Regions from separate parts of the Mus musculus genome. Here region 2 is linked to region 1. Evidence: chromatin loops called from intact Hi-C (ENCODE). Cell type or tissue: heart. All regions are shown on one strand. Links, peaks and the distances in the headings refer to the core of each region. The heading gives the core; the rest is flanking DNA.

Region 1 (9,522 bases), core at 1,071-9,070:
GAGAAAGAAATTAGGGAAACAACACCCTTCTCAATAGTCACAAATAGTATAAAATATCTTGGCGTAACGCTAACTAAGGAGGTGAAAGATCTGTATGATAAAAACTTCAAATCTCTGAAGAAAAAAATTAAAGAAGATCTCAGAAGATGGAAAGATCTCCCATGCTCATGGATTGGCAGGATCAACATTGTAAAAATGGCTATCTTGTCAAAAGCAATCTACAGATTCAATGCAATCCCCATCAAAATTCCAACTCAATTCTTCAACGAATTAGAAGGAGCAATTTGCAAATTCATCTGGAATAACAAAAAACCTAGGATAGCAAAAAGTCTTCTCAAGGATAAAAGAACCTCTGGTGGAATCACCATGCCTGACCTAAAGCTTTACTACAGAGCAATTGTGATAAAAACTGCATGGTACTGGTATAGAAACAGACAAGTAGACCAATGGAATAGAATTGAAGACCCAGAAATGAACCCACACACCTATGGTCACTTGATCTTCGGCAAGGGAGCTAAAACCATCCAGTGGAAGAAAGACAGCATTTTCAACAATTGGTGCTGGTACAACTGGTTGTTATCATGTAGAAGAATGCGAATCGATCCATACTTATCTCCTTGTACTAAGGTCAAATCTAAGTGGATCAAAGAACTTCACATAAAACCAGAGACACTGAAACTTATAGAGGAGAAAGTAGGGAAAAGCCTTGAAGATATGGGCACAGGGGAAAAATTCCTGAACAGAACAGCAATGGCATGTGCTGTAAGATCGAGAATTGACAAATGGGACCTAATGAAACTCCAAAGTTTCTGCAAGGCAAAAGACACTGTCAATAAGACAAAAAGACCACCAACAGATTGGGAAAGGATCTTTACCTATCCTAAATCAGATAGGGGGCTAATATCCAACATATATAAAGAACTCAAGAAGGTGGACTTCAGAAAATCAAATAACCCCATTAAAAATGGGGCTCAGAACTGAACAAAGAATTCTCACCTGAGGAATACCGAATGGCAGAGAAGCACCTGAAAAAATGTTCAACATCCTTAATCATCAGGGAAATGCAAATCAAAACAACCCTGAGATTCCACCTCACACCAGTCAGAATGGCTAAGATCAAAAATTCAGGTGACAGCAGATGCTGGGCGTGGATGTGGAGAAAGAGGAACACTCCTCCATTGTTGGTGGGATTGCAGGCTTGTACAACCACTCTGGAAATCAGTCTGGCGGTTCCTCAGAAAATTGGACATAGTACTACCGGAGGATCCAGCAATACCTCTCCTGGCCATTTATCCAGAAGATGCCCCAACTGGTAAGAAGGACACATGCTCCACTATGTTCATAGCAGCCTTATTTATAATAGCCAGAAGCTGGAAAGAACCCAGATGCCCCTCAACAGAGGAATGGATACAGAAAATGTGGTACATCTACACAATGGAGTACTACTCAGCTATTAAAAAGAATGAATTTATGAAATTCCTAGCCAAATGGATGGACCTGGAGGGCATCATCCTGAGTGAGGTAACACATTCACAAAGGAACTCACACAATATGTACTCACTGATAAGTGGATATTAGCCCCAAACCTAGGATTCCCAAGATATAAGGTACAATTTGCTAAACACATGAAACTCAAGAAGAATGAAGACTGAAGTGTGGACACTATGCCCCTCCTTAGAATTGGGAACAAAATACCCATGGAAGGAGTTACAGAGACAAAGTTTGGAGCTGAGATGAAAGGATGGACCATGTAGAGGCTGCCATATCCAGGGATCCACCCCATAATCAGCATCCAAACGCTGACACCATTGCATACCCTAGCAAGATTTTATTGAAAGGACCCAGATGTAGCTATCTCTTCTGAGACTATGCCGGGGCCTAGCAAACACAGAAGTGGATGCTCACAGTCAGCTAATGGATGGATCACAGGGCTCCCAATGGAGGAGCTAAAGAAAGAACCCAAGGAGCTAAAGGGATCTGCAACCCTATAGGTGGAACAACATTATGAACTAACCAGTACCCCGCAGCTCTTGACTCTAGCTGCATATGTATCAAAAGATGGCCTAATCGGCCATCACTGGAAAGAGAGGCCCATTGGACACGTAAACTTTGTATGCCCCAGTACAGGGGAAAGCCAGGGCCAAAAAGGGGGAGTGGGTGTGTAGGGGAGTGGGGGTGGGTGGGTATGGGGGACTTTTGGTATAGCATTGGAAATATAAATGAGCTAAATACCTAATAAAAAATGGAAAAAAAATAAATAAATTACCATAAAATAAATTGCTCCAGAACTTAGTGGCTTAAGCAAACAATAGTCTTTTATTATCTCTCACTATTTTTGTGGATCAAGAATTTAGATAGTCCTGACCAAGCAGTTTTTGTATGGGAGTCTCATGGGACATTGTAGGATCATTGAGGGCGGTAGCCATCTACAGCTCTGACTGGCACTAGGGGATGATGCCAAAATGGCGTGATGACCCTGGCTCTTGGAAAGATACTGCATTCCCTGACACATGGACCTTTCTCTCTGTAGGATCCTCAGGCATTTTCACAGTAAAACAGCTGGTTTCCCTCAAAAGCAACTCAGCTAAGAAAGAGCAAAGGAGTCACAAAGATGTCTTTGACCTATTCTCCACCAGTTTCAAAGTATCTTCATGGATACACAGTCAGCCTTCTTCTCCCCAGAAGGAGACATACAGAGTGAATGTTGGGAGACAGGAATCATAGGTGGCCACATTAACAAAAGACTTAGGCAGTTGACCATTTAAGGTAGCTACCACAGCAACGAATAACCTAGAGTGTTGCATCTTAACTTTCTTAATGCCACAGCCCGTTAATACAGCTCTTCATGTTGTGGTGACCCCTCAACGATAAAATTATTTTCATTGCTACTCTTCATTAGTGTAATTTTGCTACTATCATGAATCATAATGTAAATATCTGTGTTTTCCGATGGCCTTGGGCAAACCCTGTGAAAGGGTCGTTCAACCACCTCCCTGCCAAGCGTTGTGATCCCCAGGTTGAGAAACATGGACCTACAGCTATTTTTCTTCATAAGGAGGAATTTGAAAAAAGCCAAGATTTCCTTGGTCAAAGCCTCATGTGGAGAGGGGAATTTGTTTCTTAGGCTAGCATGTTCTGAGTCCTGTCTGGGTATGATGTGAACAGACAGGATCTGTTAAGGACTGCGTCAAAGAGCAGAACAGGGCATTTCTTAACTTAAGCTATAACATATTGAACTTCATGTTTCTCTGGTGTGTTGTAGAGGCCAGAACATTTGATACTGATACTCAGCCTCTTTTCTCCCTGAGATGGTTCTCAGGGTCTAGTTTTCACCAATGGAATAAAAGCAGAAACAGTGTATCTCTTGTTTTGTGCAGCAGTTAAGTGGACTATAAATCCTCCATATGGTCCACCTGCCACCCACATTTGTACCTTTTCAACCTGTTTTTGGAAGCCAAGCATTGGTAGAGAAAGCCAAGGTAAGAGAAGACTGTAGCAGTGGTTCCCAACCTACAGGCCAAAAGACTCTTTCATAGGAGTCGAATCTCAGATATCCTGTGCATCAGATATTTACATTATGATTCATAGCAGTAGCAAAATGACAGTTATGAAGTAGCTGTGAAGTAATTTTGTGGTGGAGAGTCACCATTACACGAGAAACCATATTAAAGTGTCCTAGCATTAGGAAGGGTGAAGACTACAGTGTACAGTAACCAGATTTAAGAGCCTGGATGTCTGACTGAGTGCACACAGCATAGCTCCCTCTCTGTCTCTGAAGGGACCCACCTTGCACTGTGCTGGATGTGGTATGTACACTGCCCCTGTGCCAATCTCTGAAATATCCGAAGTATTGCGACTGTTATCCATCATTACTTTAGATAGCCAATGTCAAGAGCAAATCTGGTAAGTCCCTACCATCCTGAGATTTAATTTAAGCATTACAAAACTGAGCTTATGTCTGCTTTCCTCAATATTTGTGTTTTCTTATAGGATGTGCAATTTGTAAAGTAAATGTGCCTTGACAGCATATTTCATAGCATCTGGGTCAAAAGAACTGTCAGGAGGAAGGTAGGGCTTAAAAACAAAAGGCGAATAAAGGTTATAAGAATGTTGTAATCACATATAGATATTGATCCCACATATTCAAAAACTAAAGATGTCCTACCACAGAACAGCTATCCAAGTGCCACAAGATTCTTTTTATGTCACAGAGAATGGGCCGGTTAAAAATAAACTCTTTAACCGTATAGTTCTAGAATTAAAGGTCATCTCCAGAGACTGCAGTAATACAGCCATAAATAGCTCCTACAATCCTGTTGACACAATCGAAGGCTGTTTCTCAAACACCATTAAAAAACAAAAACAAAAAAAAAACCAACTCCCCCCCCAAAAAAAACCCCAACCTAGCTCACACCCTTGCTTTGTAATTGGACTCCATTCTTTTTGTTCTTTCTCTGAGCAAACATGGTGCCACAGAGAGTGGAGGAGAACTCAACAATGGGGTCTATTCAGCCCAGTCACCTGGCACCTTGAATTTGCTGTCTTGTCTTCGCCATTGTCTACTCTGGGGGGCTGGTACCACCTCAAGAGGCTTGGGAGAAAGTGTGTGTGTGTGTGTGTGTGTGTGTGTGTGTGTGTGTGTGTGTGTGTGATGTTTGCCTGTGTGCATTTATGTATGCAAGCTGTCTGTCAAGGTCAAAGGTCAACCTCAGATATGTCTCCGCCATCTTGTTTTTTGAAAGAATTTCTCTCACTGGGTCCTGGATGTGTGTAGCCTAATGGGCTACACTAACTGGCCAGTGTGCCTCATCAAGTACTGTAGCAACTGAGCCATCTCCCCAGCCCTCCGTGGGATTTCCTCATGCTTTGCCTCATGAGGTCTCAAAGGCCAATATTTCTGGGGGTAACAGCAGGGACCCAGTGCCCCAATTTTTCAGCTTTCACCAGAAGTCAGAACCTCTTACAAGTTCTCACGGTCTCAGGACAGGCCCCCTGCTGGTCATATGCAGTGACCTCGGGCTAAGTAAATCTATTCTCTTTCCTTTGTTGAAGCTGAACTTGTCTGTCATGAAGCCCTACCACACTTCTTCCCTGGGGTGGATGCTGGTGGATACCACAGATGCACTGGGAGGTGGCCTATGTTAAATGACCATGGGCATAGTCTCACTAAGCTGCTTGGTCCTGTGGGTACAGCCCCTGACTACAAATAAAACTTTTACTTTTGGGGAGAAAAAATTTTCAAAGATGGATAAATAGAATAATTAAGGGCTTTCTGGATGTCTCAGTGGCCTGCTGCCAGGAGTTCGATCCCTGGATCCCACATGGTGGGAAAAAAAAGAAGAAAACCAAAGGTTCTCCTCTGACCTCTGCATGTGTATCTTCATAAATAAACAAATATTAAAACATAATAAATAAAAACATTAAAACAAGTAGTTGTTTCCTTTAGGTCTTTGGATATTTTCTTTTTCTGGGATCTTCCTCAAAGCTGGAGAAGGCATTGCAAAAGACATGAATGACATCCTCATAAGAGATGGAAATTTTATTTGCTGTACAAGAATTTCCTGTATATTAAAGATGAGTGATTTTTCCTATGTATCTCTATGTGTACAGAAGAAAGGAGGCCCTGGGTGCTGATGTAACCATATGGAAGACTAAAGAATGTGTGACAGAGGAATCATGAAAATATTTGAACAGAAAACAAAGAGACATGGCCCTTCTCAGCCTGGCTCCAGTTACGGAATAGTTGACTTTGATGACTAACTGCAACACATCTGTATTTACACGATCTGGAGGGTATAAACTGCCAACACATAGGAAACCTCTGGTGGGGGTAGGAGTGGGGGGTGGATAACAGTCAGCTAAGCTCCTTTAAGTATCTGATGATGTCATCTAGCAAGACTCATTGTCCAAGGTCTGGCTCACATCTGGCAAGACTGTGCCATCTAGTGGTTTCACAATGGCTGCCTCAGATGGGAATTGGATTAGAAGAGCACCTTCCTTGTATTTCCCACCTGCTATAATGAAAGGAGATCGAATCCTCTGCACCCTCATGTGGCGAATTTGTGGCTACTGTCAAGTTTCTTGGCCCAAGCATGGAGGAAGAGCTCATGAGCACCACACGGATGCCAGATTTCAAACTGCTGACTTCATCATGACCAAGTGTCTACTCCACGCCCCAAAGACTACCATGGCTGTGCTCCAAACACCCGATGGCTCTGTAGACTCAGCCGCTGCCCTCCGCAAGGTTGCTTGCTGAGGAGAATTTTGACCCTTTTTAGTATAGATGCCAGGATGTGGTGAAGGTGCTAGGACACACAGGAGAATTCCCCGTCTCACTGGCCATCCTTCAAGAAAGCAGAGACCACCTCTTGCCCTTTTGCTTTCCTTTTCCCCCTCTCTCTCCGTTCCCTTCCCCCTTTCTCTCCACATTCTCATGGCCAGCCTCTACTCTTCTACTTCTCTACTCTCTCTCTGCCTTTCTCTACCTCTACTACCCTCTTGACTCCCCTCCCTATGCCCTGAATAAACTCTATACTAACCAACTAACTGTATACTAACAAACAGAAACAAGAAGAAAGCAGAGACAAATGCTCTCCCACCACCCTGCACTAAACTTCCTAACTGAATGCCTAGTGATGCTTCTGCCTCTCTTTTGCACTGGTTGGAACCATCTCATACTTTGGCCTTTGCTTGGATCTGGGCAGGTCCCTGCTCAGCCATCTCCATCCTCAGTTAGGAGAGGGGAACTCAGGGCCAACCATGATAGTGTAAAAAAGAAGCCAAGAGAAGGAAAACCAGAGAACAAGCCCCAGCCAAGACAGAGTTACAGTGCATCTTACAGGTTGCTTTGAAACAACTGCTCCTTCTAAGAAGATCCACAGAAACGTCAATGCAAAGAATGGTGTGGTAACTAAATGCATAATAAATATAAACAATAGTGAAATAATTGAGGTGGGAAGAAAGCCTAGCTTCACCCAAACCCTTAAGGCTAGCGTATTCCACATCATGTTATTCATGGTGATACTTTTTTCTAATAAAATCACAGACTTAAAGTGCACAGCAATATGATTTTTTAAAGTATAGTCACAAGTCCATGAGGTTATCAGCTCTGATTAATTCTAGAATATTATTACAGCCTCAGGAGAAGTTTTATGTCCATAGCCATCACTTCCCGTTAGCCCCTTCCTGCTGCAGACCTCGGTCACCACAAGTCTACTTTTTGTCTCTATGGACTTGTCCATTCTGACATTTCATATGAATGAAATCAAACAGCACTGATTTGTAGTGCCTGGCTTCCCTCATGGGCTGGTTGCATTATAATTCTTTATTCTTCCAGTGGCTTGACAGTTCCTCATGGTAAGGCTGTTCCAACTTTAGCTGTGTGCTCCTTGGTAGACGGACTCTGGGGTTGTCTCCACTTTCTAACTAAATTTGAATAACCCAGCCATAAATATCGATCTACAGCTTCAGTATAAATATGGTTTCAATTCTCTCAGGTGTATAACTGGGAGAAAAATTATAGGATAGCTTGATAATTGTATGTTTAAGTGTGTTATTTTCCACAGTGGCTGTACCACTTTATGTTTCTAGAGTTGAGAGAAGGGTGCCCAGTGGTAGAATACTTGCTGGTGTATAAGGATCCAGAATTTCACACACACACACACACACACACACACACACACACACACGAGAGCACTCATTATTTAGGTAATTTATTCCATCTATTTTGCATTCTTCCTAGGAATGTACAAAGGGCCTGTCTTAGTTTCTTTTCTATTGCTCTGATGAGACAACAAAGTAACATATAGAAAAGTGTTTAATTGAGCTTATTTTTACAGGGTTAGAGTCCATATAGTAGAGCAAAGACATGGTAGCCAGAATAGCTGAGAATTCACATCTCAAAACACAACAAGGCAGCAGTGGTAAGAGTGGAAGTACTTTCAAACCTCAAAGCCCAGCCCGTGACTCACCTCCTCAAACAAGGCCCCATCTCCTAATCCACCTAAACAGTTGTAACTGAAAGCATTCAAATGTATGGGCCTATGGGAGCCATCCTCATTCAAACCATCATGGGCTTAAGATTTTCATATCTTCACCAATGCCTACTTACAAAACATCTTAATAGTATAAAGTAGTCATTGGTTATATTTTATTTATTTATTCATTTTACATCCCAACTGCAGTTCCACCCTCTTCCCAGTCTCCCTTTTTTATGGCCTTTCCCCAACCCCTCCATCCCCTTCACCTCTGAGAAAGGCAAGGTCCCCTAGGTATCACCTCACCCTGGCACCTCAAGTCATTGTAGGCCTAGGCACATCCTCTCTCACTGAAGCCAGGCATGGCAGTCCAGTTGGAGAAATGGGAGCCACAGACAGCCAACAGAGTCAGGGACAGTTCCCACTCCAGTTATTGGGGACCCACATGAAGACCAAGCTGTACATCTGTTACATATGTGCGGGAGCCAAGGTATTTATACAAGCCCTTGTATGTTTTTTTTTTTTTTGGCTGATTGTCCAGTCTCTAGGAGCCCCAAGGGTCCAGGTTAGTTGGTTCTGTTGCTCTTCTTGTGCAGTTCCTACCCCCTCCAGGTTCCTCGGTCCTTCCCAAAACCCTTCCACAAGACTTTCGGAGCTCTGCCCAACGTTTGGCTGTGGGTGTCTCCGTTTGTTTCAGTCATCTGCAGGGTGGAGAGTGTCAGCAGACAGTTACACTAGGTTCCTGTCTGCAAGCATCACAGAGTATCATTAATAGTGTCAAGGATTGGTTCTTGCTGGTGAGATGAATCTGAAGTTGGGCCTGGCATTGGTTGGCCATTCCCTCAATCTCTGCTCCATCTTTTTCCCTGCACTTCTTGTGGGCAGGACAAATTTTGGATCAAAGATTTTGTGAGTGGGGTTACTGTCCTTATCCTTCTACTGGATGTTCTGCCTGGCTACAGGAGGTGGCCACTTAGGCTTCATATCCCCCCTCCTGAGTCTCAGCTAGAGTCATTCTCATAGACTCCTGGAGCCTCCTCTATCCCAGGTCTCTCTGATATGTCTTAGAGATGTTCCCCAAGTCCCTCACAGCACCATTCTCCTGGTCTTCTCTTCTCAGCTCTCCCTACACCCAGTTCCCCCCATCCATCCACCTCTGATGACTATTTTATTTCCCCTTCTGAGTGAGATTCAAACATCCTGCCTTCAGCCCTTATTGTTATTTGGCTTCTTTGGGTCTGTGGATTGCAGTGTGTATATCCAGATCAATACAAAAATGCTAGTAGCTAGGGAATCAGGCTGGGAGGTAGCCAGATCAGATTAGAGAATTCGAATTATTATAATGCCTAGTTACTGCGCTTTCACTTTTGAAGAACTAGCTAGGATAAAAAAAATCAGCTGCTGTATTAATGTGCTGCAACCTATATGTTGACATTAATGGTTACACAGCTTCTGTACCTTTGCCTTAATGCCTTCTCTGGTTGTGAAGTATAGCAGCACCTGACTTAGTTGGGGTTTCTATTACTGAGATGAAACACCAAGCTAG
Region 2 (9,522 bases), core at 788-8,787, 140 kb before region 1:
TTCAGGGTTAAAGTATGAACAAAAATGCTTTGCATAGAGTGCATTATTTGATAATTATATCTTTCGTGCTCTACCCCAGGACCTAAGCCATGAATAATGACAAATGACATGCTCTCATAGGAAGACATAGAAAACAAATGTAATGTATGCTGGTTCAACCACACCCAGCCAGAGATCTTTCAGTCCATAGGCATTCTTTATTCAATTCGATAAAGCCTGGAGGAAATAAAAGTCTCGTGAAAAGGGATGTTATATCTTATTGAATTCGGGGGAGTCCACTAGAATTCTTTTTCCTCTGCAATATGTAGGAAAGATCATTAGATGTACATGTTCATTAAGCCATCTTTTCGAGGTACTTGGGTGTTTTTCTTCATTAGTACAGACTTTGTAATATCCCAGGTTCATCTCTTAGCATATTTATTCTTATTGTAATGTTAAAAATGTGACGAGGGTAGGCCATTTAAATAATACGCATGCTGTTTATCTGAAAGCATTTCATTGAATATTGCTTTCCCCTAGAGCAGTAGTTTTCAACTTGTGAGCTGCCAACCCTTTGGGGGTGGGAGGTCACAAATCAGCTATCTCAAAGATCAGATATTAGATTTTGATTCATAACAGTAGCACAATTACAATGATGAAGTTAGCAACAAAATAATTTTATGATTGGGGGTTGCCATGAGAAAGCATATTAAAGTATATTCCGCAGCCTTGGGAAGGTTGAGAACCACTGTCTTAAAGTAACATATATTGTTATTCTATGAAACTGAGTACTATTCAGTATCCAGATGTTGGACACATGCGTGGTCTAACAAGCTGCTGTCAGGTACATTAAGTCTCAGCAGCTTAGTGTGTTTCCTGTTCTTGCAGAGGACCCAAACTTGCTCTTCAGTACTTACACCAAGCAGCTCACAAACACCTGCTACTCAAGCTCCAGGGTGTAGCCTCCCCAGCCTGAAGCAGGCTGGTGCAGACCTTGTCGCCACTGAGGTGGGGCCACCTGCCGTGCAGCTTTCCTACTTGGCTGGCTTCCTTTTGAAGTGACAACTGCCCTGCTCTTCTCTGAGATGCTGCTACCTGCTGAGAGGCTGAACCTGTCTTCCTGAATAAGCAACAGCCTGGCGACCAAGTCCTGACAGCATGGTGACAAAGCACCAAGGATGGACTGGGGGTGTGGGGGGTGGGGAGGGAGAGGGTGGGCCTTCCCCCTTTATAAGCAGTCTCTTAGTAAACTCACAGGCCTTGATCAGAGAAAACTTGTCTTGGCCTCATTATTTTCTCTCGAGGTCTAGTCTCTTTCAGCCCCAGCCTGCCTTCCAAGAGTACCCAGTTCATGTAGGTCGGTCCAGCTTACAACAACACCAGGGGGACCCATTACACCCTCCTGGCCTCCTCAGGAACCTTGCATGCACACACACACACGCACACGCACACGCACATGCACAAGCAAACAAAAATAACCTGTATTGAAGTTGAAAAATGCATAGAAGGCCTACAAGTATTCAAATATTATGGGACGCAATAGAATCTGAGTGGTGAGAAAGACCACTTAATGGCTGCTATTGAGATTTCTGTATTACTGAGAGCTTTGCTTGTGTGATTTCACTTAGGGCCACACATACTATGCAAATGACATAACTTGTCAGCATCAGCCTCACACGACCTGAGTCTTCTGGGTAAAAACACAAGAGTACTAGAGAGGCTGTGTAAATGGTCCAGTGGAACACTCATCTCAACACTGAACCAATGATCCCCTATGTGCTATGCAGTAGCGTGTTGCAACCTCCCTGGGCTTTCAAAACCAAAGAAACTGAAAGGCCTTTTCTTTGGAAAAGGAAAACTCCGTCAGACAAACAAGGCATGCACAGAGACCCTTTGGTTAGGCTTGGTTGGGGTCCAGCTTCTGACAGGGTGTGACTCCATAGCCCTGTCACCACTGGCTTCTGACACTTCAGAGGGGCTGTCAGAAGCCACTTAGGGTAAGCTTTTGGGAACAGGCCTCTGATTCTTCCCTTTAGCCAGGGATGGGGTGATGTGGAGAGGAGCCTGGGCAAAGGGTGAGGTCTCTAGTTGCACTGTCTAGAAAGAACTGCAGAGCTGCAGGGTGAGGCTCCCAGAGTCTCTGCTCCCTGCTGTGGGAATTAACAGAGCTCTGCCATCACACCTGTGAGACACTCTGGGGTGCTGCTGCCTGTGACTGTCATTTTCTGGCATGACTAATGTAACAATTAAACTTATATTCTCTTAGATCTTCAGGGTTTTCATCGCCTAGAGATAAATATTCCACATGTATCTTCAATATTTTAGTATGGGTTTTAAAGAGAAGCAGGAGTTAAGTGACATTGGTGTCTTGTCATTTGCAAAAGTGGAATAATGGGGACACAATTTTATCTCATGTATGTGTTCTTTCTTTTACAACAGAATTTCTTGATATTGATCTGTGACATCACAGCCTAGAGTCTCTAACCTGAAGACAGCTTCCGTCTTCCTTAGATGGAGAAGTAGGTCTTGGGAAGCCAAGGACTGTCTCACATCCAGAGCCAGGTACCTTTTGCATGTTGTTAGAATATCACAACATGCGACCCACTTGCTGATGAGACATGAGGCTTGGTTCCATGCAGGGATGGGCTGCCTCCTCACTGTACTAGCAAGGTCATGGAAGAAACTGATCCTGAAGATTGTGATCACTCAGAAAGAAATCTTGGAGGAAGGTTGGGATTTGCAGTGTTTCCCTGTTCCTAAGTTATCCTGGGCATTGTAACTTCAGTGGAAATCCTTCCAAAGACATGGTAGAAGAAAAACATCAGCATACCTGTTCTGCCAATATTTCTGAGTTATGCTAATATCCATGTAGTAACCCAAGGGTGGCCTGACAGCCAGTTGGGTCTATCACCTGGAACCCATTTATGAGGACTTTTACCATCTCCATAAATCCAGATCCCAAGGAAATTTATCTTTGTTCTTTACAACAAAGGCAAAAGAATTTCTTTAATATTTGACAATCACCAATATGCCATTTTATTGAAATTTTTTAAAAAAGAAGACAAATTATCAGGGGAAAGCAGCATCCCTTTAGCTCACACTCAGATGAGGGCATCTCAGGTTCAACTAGTCATGCCTCTTTAAGAAGTAGAACTAGTAGTTAGTTTACCAAGAATGAAGGCTTATCTTTAGTGAGGACGACAGGACATTGTATCGGAATGAACTTTCTGTCTCCTATATTATGAGAAGGCATGCTTCATCCTCCAAGTCCATAAGAACATATGACACAGATACATATGTTCAGCTACATAAAGATATAGTAAAGAATTCTGGAATTACATATAGCACGATACTAATAATAGTTGACTCAATGGAGAAGGGAGGGGGATGAGTGGGGAAACACACCTGCAACATAAATATATCATCAAGGGGGCTTCAGCCTTCTTTATATCATGTTCACATTTTACGTAGAGAAGAGTTTGTAATCTCTGACTTATTTCAAGACACTGCTCTATAGGCCCTCCAGTTATTCTCACCCCCAACAAGGAGTACAGCTGAATAATTCAGATTTTGTACGACACATGTATGCATATATGTGTCCTGAACAGAGTTTTATATCAGTAACAAGAGAAAGCAGCCTGCTGAAGCTGGTTATAATTAGAAGCATTATGCTCTGTGTGGAGGCCTTCCACAAATAGGTAACAATACAGTCCCTTCCTCCTCTATGGAGAATGCTGCCCCTAAGTCCGAGTTCTGGCTCTCGATTGAAAGCCATTGTTGCAGGCTCCAGTCTGTCTAGCTTCAGTCCAGATAGGAGGCTAGGAAAGTCCCTCCATCCACTTCGAAGGAGGAGCTGATTCTCAGAACCACAGGAAGAGGAGTCGGGGAGAGAAACGGAAGGAAGCTGGCAACCCCTCTTCCCTGCTCTCAGGCCTTCCTGCTTCCCAAACCCATTCAGCGCAGTCCGAGGTGACCAGCACCCTTCAAGCACCAGCGGAAGGAACTGCCCTCCAATTTCCTGAGGGTTCCGTACCTCCCCAAAGCACAGCATGTCTGTTCTTCTGCCTACTGCGATCCTGCATGTCCTTCAAGGCACAGCTCTGATATCAGAACCAGCGTTTAGCCTCCCTCCATGTTCTTGGCCAGCTGTCACTGTTGTCTGGCCAGTTCCCTTCCCACGTTTAGGTATGATCAAGTGGATCTGAAGAGAAGCGATTGTAAACTCACCGTGCTCAAAGTCCTCATCCCATGTGACACAGATGGGAAGGGCTTGGCTCTGGACACAGAGCCTTGGCATCCTGTTAGATTTTCCTGTGGTGGCCCTAGAGATTGGCTCCCCACCAGGCAGAGCGGAGTGGAGAGTCAGCCTTCCCTGAGTAGCTCTTTGCTGTAGGCTTTCAGGAAAGTCTCTTTGATCTTCAGTGTGGGAAGGAAAGGGGTGGTACTCTTCAGCGAGAGACTATAGTAACAACGATCTACTCCTGGCTTTGTCAGGGTCTCAAGAGAACGAAAATCCTCCTTTGGTCTCCAGCAAGGAGTGGGGGCAGCATCTGTCTGAGAGTGGAGCCTACAGTCCAGGGACCTGGGCTGGAATCCTGGATTCCCTCTTCTACAGGTTGAGATCCCTGAGCTGCTAACTTAAAGGTTCTGGACTCCAGTTTCATCTTCCTATCTAAGAAGCAGGGAAGCAACTGGATCTCCTCAGAGAGCAGCTATGGGGTCCTTAAAGGCAAAGAGCTTTAATTAGCATATGATGCAAGATTGAAGAAATCCCACATTTTTATTAATGTGTTAGTCCAGGTTCTCTAGAGAAATAGAACTTAAAGAATGACTTTGTATGTATGTATGTATGTATGTATGTATGTATGTATGTATCTACCTCTCATTCATCTATTAGCTATCATTCATATATTTATTATGTATTTTTTATCATCCATTATCTATCATTCATATACTTATTATCTACCACAAATCTATTTATCATCTATCTATCTAAGGCATTTATTAGAGTGGCTTACAGGCTGTGGTCCAACTAGTTCAACAATGCTGTCTACCAGCTGAAGGTCCAAGAACCCAGTAGTCGTTCAGTCCAGGAAGCTGGATATCCCAATTGGTTTTTAGTCTATGCCAGAATCCTGAAGAAGTAGGCTCTAATGACAATAAATAGTCTTGTTAGCAAGAACTAGAGCAAGCATACAGAGAGCAAACTTCCTTCTTCCATGTCTTTTAAATACACTGCCAGCAGAAGGTGTGGCCCAGACTAAAGAAGGATCTTCCCTCTCAAAGGTCCAGATTAGAAGTGGGTCTTTCTACTTCAAATAATTTAATTAAGAAAAATACTTTGTCACAAGTATGTCCAGCCATTCGGGTTTTAGTTAGTCCAGATGTAGTCAATTGGACAACCAAGAAGAGCCATCACAACTAGATGAAACAAACAAACAAACAAACAAACAAACCCCTCTGCTGTCTGACTAATAGGTCAGGATGAGGTGTTTTTCAAGGGGTCTTGCTAGGGATCTCCACACCAGACAGACACTGGCTCTGGAGCAGGCATGTTCTCTTAACCCTCAGGAGCTCTTTGAGGCCAGCTGCAGATTTGAGTTGTACCAGCCCTTCTTCCCTGTTCTTTCTTCTTTATATGGTGTGTGTGTGTGTGTCTGTGTATGTGTGTGTGAGTTGAATGATCCTGTTATATGCCAGATGTATACACTCTGACTCATTTTATTGGAAGTTACTGAGAAATGAGTTAAATCAGCAATAGTTTGGAATGCTCTATTTACTTAACTGATACCCTGTAGATACTACTAATTGGATAGATGGAAGTTTAGGAGTAGAAGGCATCAGGCTAGCCCCAAGCCATTCCTCCAGGCACTTGGAACTACCCCACAGAGTGACTCAATACTCCCTATTTGTAAATCCCAGACTTGATGCCGAGATATATGGAACAAACTCATTTTCTGCACCCCATGGAGGAGAATTTGAAAAGCCATTAATGTGACCCATTTCTCACCAATTTTCAGTGAGTTCTATAACATCTTGGAATTTTTAACAAGAATAACATCTTTCTTTTAGTTGTTATTCATAAGCTCAAAGTCGATTTTCAGCGATTTTGACCATTTTCTATTTGGTCTAATTTCACATTTACACCATCATTTGCTACTATCGGAAACAATTTGTTGAGGAACTGGTAAGAAAAGACAAGGACAATATGAACTGAGCAGACTGGGAGGGTGCAGGGCACTAACACTTGTATCATCAGCAGCACCTGTATCCCAGTGATTTTAAGGGGATCCTCAGTGACGAGTTAAGCATAGTCTCTTACCCATTCTGCAGATGGGAAAGTTGGAGTATAAGGGTCATCTGGCTCCCTTTGTGAACTCTGTTGTTATAGAATTTATGTCTGGTTCCTAGTTATACTGCCTTACATTGGAGGAAGTGAAGGTAGAGGGCTTTAGAACCAGAGAAGGTGAGCTGGAGGTGAAGGCAAAAGATGACTGGCATTGGATATGCAGGAACGAAGCCAGCATAGCAGCTGGCCAACTGTCAGTACAGCTACAGCAACCAGCAGCACCCCTCTTTTTGCATGAGCTGAATCTCCTGGGATGCTGTGCCAAAGCCAACTCCTGCTGGAGAGCACGCTCTGTCACAGCTTTTGCTTTCTTCTGGGTCTGCTGCACTGTCCCACTCCTGCTGGGGACACCACTGCTTGTTGGCCTCTGTCCTGGGTCAGTGCACAACCCAGAATGATCTCTGATGACACTGGGAGAGGACATATGACCCATGCTAGTTAGGGGTCAGTGCTCTGTCTGGTGGAGCACAGGTTGTGTCAGAACAATGTGAGCAGGGCTTGCTGGAAAATGCTGACTATCATGGGCCCTGGCAGAGCAGACCCTTCACATGGCAGATAGACATCCCTCAATAGCTCAGCTCTCCCCGTTCCCACACAGCCACCCAGGACTCTGAATGGGCACATGGAGATCCAGGTCATCTGAAACCAACCATGGACAGTCTCCAGGTTATTTTCCCAAGGAAAGGGCTTGACTAACAGAAGAACAGTGTGTACTGTGGGAGGGTAAGAAATCTCCATGCCTTTTTGGTTTTCCCACTTCCTGCTTGTTACATGTGCACCTCCACTACTCAAATCTCTTTCCTTCACATTTACTTCTCTGCTTCTCTCAAGAAGAACAAAGACCAAAGTATGGCTACTTAGGTTCTTCTTAGAAAGGGGAACAAAAATCCATGGGAGGGGATATAGACAGGGAGGTGATATAGAGACAAAGTGTGGAACAGAGACTGAAGGAAAGGACATCCAGAGACCGCCTCACCTGGGGATCCATCTGATATACAGTCACCAAACCCAGACACTATTGTGGATACCAATAAGTGCTTGCTGACAGGAGCCTGATATAGCTGTCTCCTGAGAGGTTCTGCCAGTGCCTGTCAAATACAGAGGTGGATGATCTCAGCCAACCATTGGTCTGAGCACAACCAATGGAGGAACTAGAGAAAGGACCGAAGAAGCTGAAGGAGCATGCAGCCCCATAGGAGGAACAACAATATGAACCAACCAGTACCCCCAGAGCTCCCAGGGACTAAACGACCAACCAAAGAGTACACGTGGAGGGACCCATGCCTCCAGCTGCATATGTAGCAGAGGATGGCCTTGTTGGACACCAATGGGAGGAGAGGCCTTTGGTCCTGAGAAGGCTTGATGTCCCAGGGTAGGGGAATGCCAGGACAGGGAAGCTGGAGTGGGTGGGTTGGTGAGCAGGGGTAGGGGGTAGGGCATAGGGGGGTTTGGGAAATGAAATGTAAATCAAGAAAATATCTACTTCTCTGCTTCTCTTGGAACAACACACAATGGTAGTTTCCCTCTCTGTTTACCTTTGGTATCTTTTACCAATTAGCCCAGAAAACCAGAAATGTTTCAGACTGCAGGTCTCTTGTTTGTTGTGTGATCCTTAGACTTCTTGAATATTTGAAAATACATCACAGATTGCCTTGAGGATGGACCCCAGTCTCAAGGTGAAATTTACCTGGGTCTCATGTATACTTTATACTCACATACTTCAATGTTAGTTTAAAAAAATTATGTACATGAGGGTTTTACCTGCATATACATATGTACACCACATGCACACCCTGCACTGGCAAAAACAGAGCATTGGATCCCCTGGAAATAGAGTTACAAATGGTTGTGAGCCACCATGCAGATGCTGGAGAGAGAGAGTTATGGTCCTCCACAAGACAAGCAAGTGCTCTTAACCACTGAGCCTTGGTAGTTCTATTTAATATTTTAGTACATTTGTGAATAATGTAAAATTTCATGGTATGGAATTTTTCCCTGTGGTGTCACATTGATAGTCAAATAATTTTGGATTTTGGAGCATTTCATTTTGAATTAGAAATACTCCCTCTCTCCTTCCTTCACTCTCTTGTTTTCTTTTGTTTCTTTCTTTAAAATTTTGAGACAGAATTTCTGTGTAGATCAGGCCTTCATGGACCCTTGAGCAATTCCCCTGCATCTGCCTCCTGATGCTGGGTTACTGGTGTACACCTTCCAGGCTGAGCTACTTTCTCATACTTGTAGGAAATCACTGTGGCTTCTTTCAGGGTCTCGGATTATGAAGCTGAAGCTGGGGGATGAGCTGCATGGATATATTCCCTGAAGTACATATCATATACACTCATCATACGTGAGTTGAAGTGGAAATTTCTGGTTTCTTTGGAGACTCAATTGTGCCATATGATGTTTTTCTGGAAACTGTCTTAGGAGGGGGTATTTTGCTAAGAATATACATGTAGTGTTTTTCGGAAAGTAGCCTGGAAAAAGAGCATGTGACATTTTGCTAGAGCAGAAACTTGAGAGAATATGAAACGTTTGGAAAGGGTATAAATATAACCCAAACCGAGAGTGGACGACGACGAAGACCAAGACGATGACTTGTGGTATTGGTTCACCTTGCCACTCTTTGCTGGTCATCATTTGTCATGACTTCATATAGAGAAAAAACACCAGAGAACTTCTGGTGGTGTTCTGGCAGCTTCTTGCCACAACTTGGGTCAATTGGCAGAGCCTCACGGTTTCTGCTGGATCAGAATGCCATTGCTGATTTGGGACTCGTGTTTTTGTGTGAATTGAGTTACCACCGCTGATTACTGATTCTTGTGAACTGAACTGCTGGTATCCTGACAATGCCAATTGGAATCGCTCCAAAGGACTATTTCTAAACAAGTCCACATCCTTCTTTGCCCTGTTAACCTTTTATTCCCCCCACTACCTTTGGTGGGTGGTGGGCTAAAAGGGAGGTTTAAAGCATTTAAGTACAATTATTAAGGCAGGTTTTGAAAAATATAAACCTACAATGAGGGAATTGGTTAACCTTTCCAGGAACTATACCAGGGTAAACAGCTTGCAACTAGAGCAAAGGAATTCTGCCTTGAATGAGGACAGACTAAGGAAGCAAGGCTCCAAGGCTTAGCAGGTAAAGATGCTTGCAGCCAAGCCAAATGACTTGAGTTTGATCTCTAGCCCTCACATGG

The links. A loop is a pair of places that touch in the nucleus more often than their neighbours do. Peaks named below come from ENCODE experiments on the same cell type or tissue, not always from the same donor. Only the 100,000 strongest peaks of a DNase experiment are listed, where the experiment ranks them.
Region 2: a loop joins it to region 1, with 2.7 times the contacts of the local background. A loop is called at or near these places in 3 of 42 quality-filtered maps.

The regions. Positions count from the first base shown.
Region 1 is chr10:3,569,575-3,579,096 of GRCm38, reverse strand. No RefSeq gene overlaps it. Among named protein-coding and RNA genes, the nearest start is that of Iyd, 34 kb to the right of the region's middle. In heart, for the core only: CTCF peaks have their summits at 4,999 and 5,953 (motif pointing left); DNase peaks (open chromatin) are centred at 4,996 and 5,946.
Region 2 is chr10:3,712,872-3,722,393 of GRCm38, reverse strand. It overlaps A330032P22Rik (RIKEN cDNA A330032P22 gene), which reads right to left and starts at 4,236. Exons shown (of 4, transcript NR_169108.1): 1 at 4,207-4,236. It overlaps Gm30164 (a long non-coding RNA gene), which reads left to right. Exons shown (of 3, transcript XR_003948984.1): 3 at 868-1,082. In heart, for the core only: CTCF peaks have their summits at 4,312 and 6,604; DNase peaks (open chromatin) are centred at 3,903, 4,243, 6,733 and 6,893; H3K27ac peaks cover 823 bases.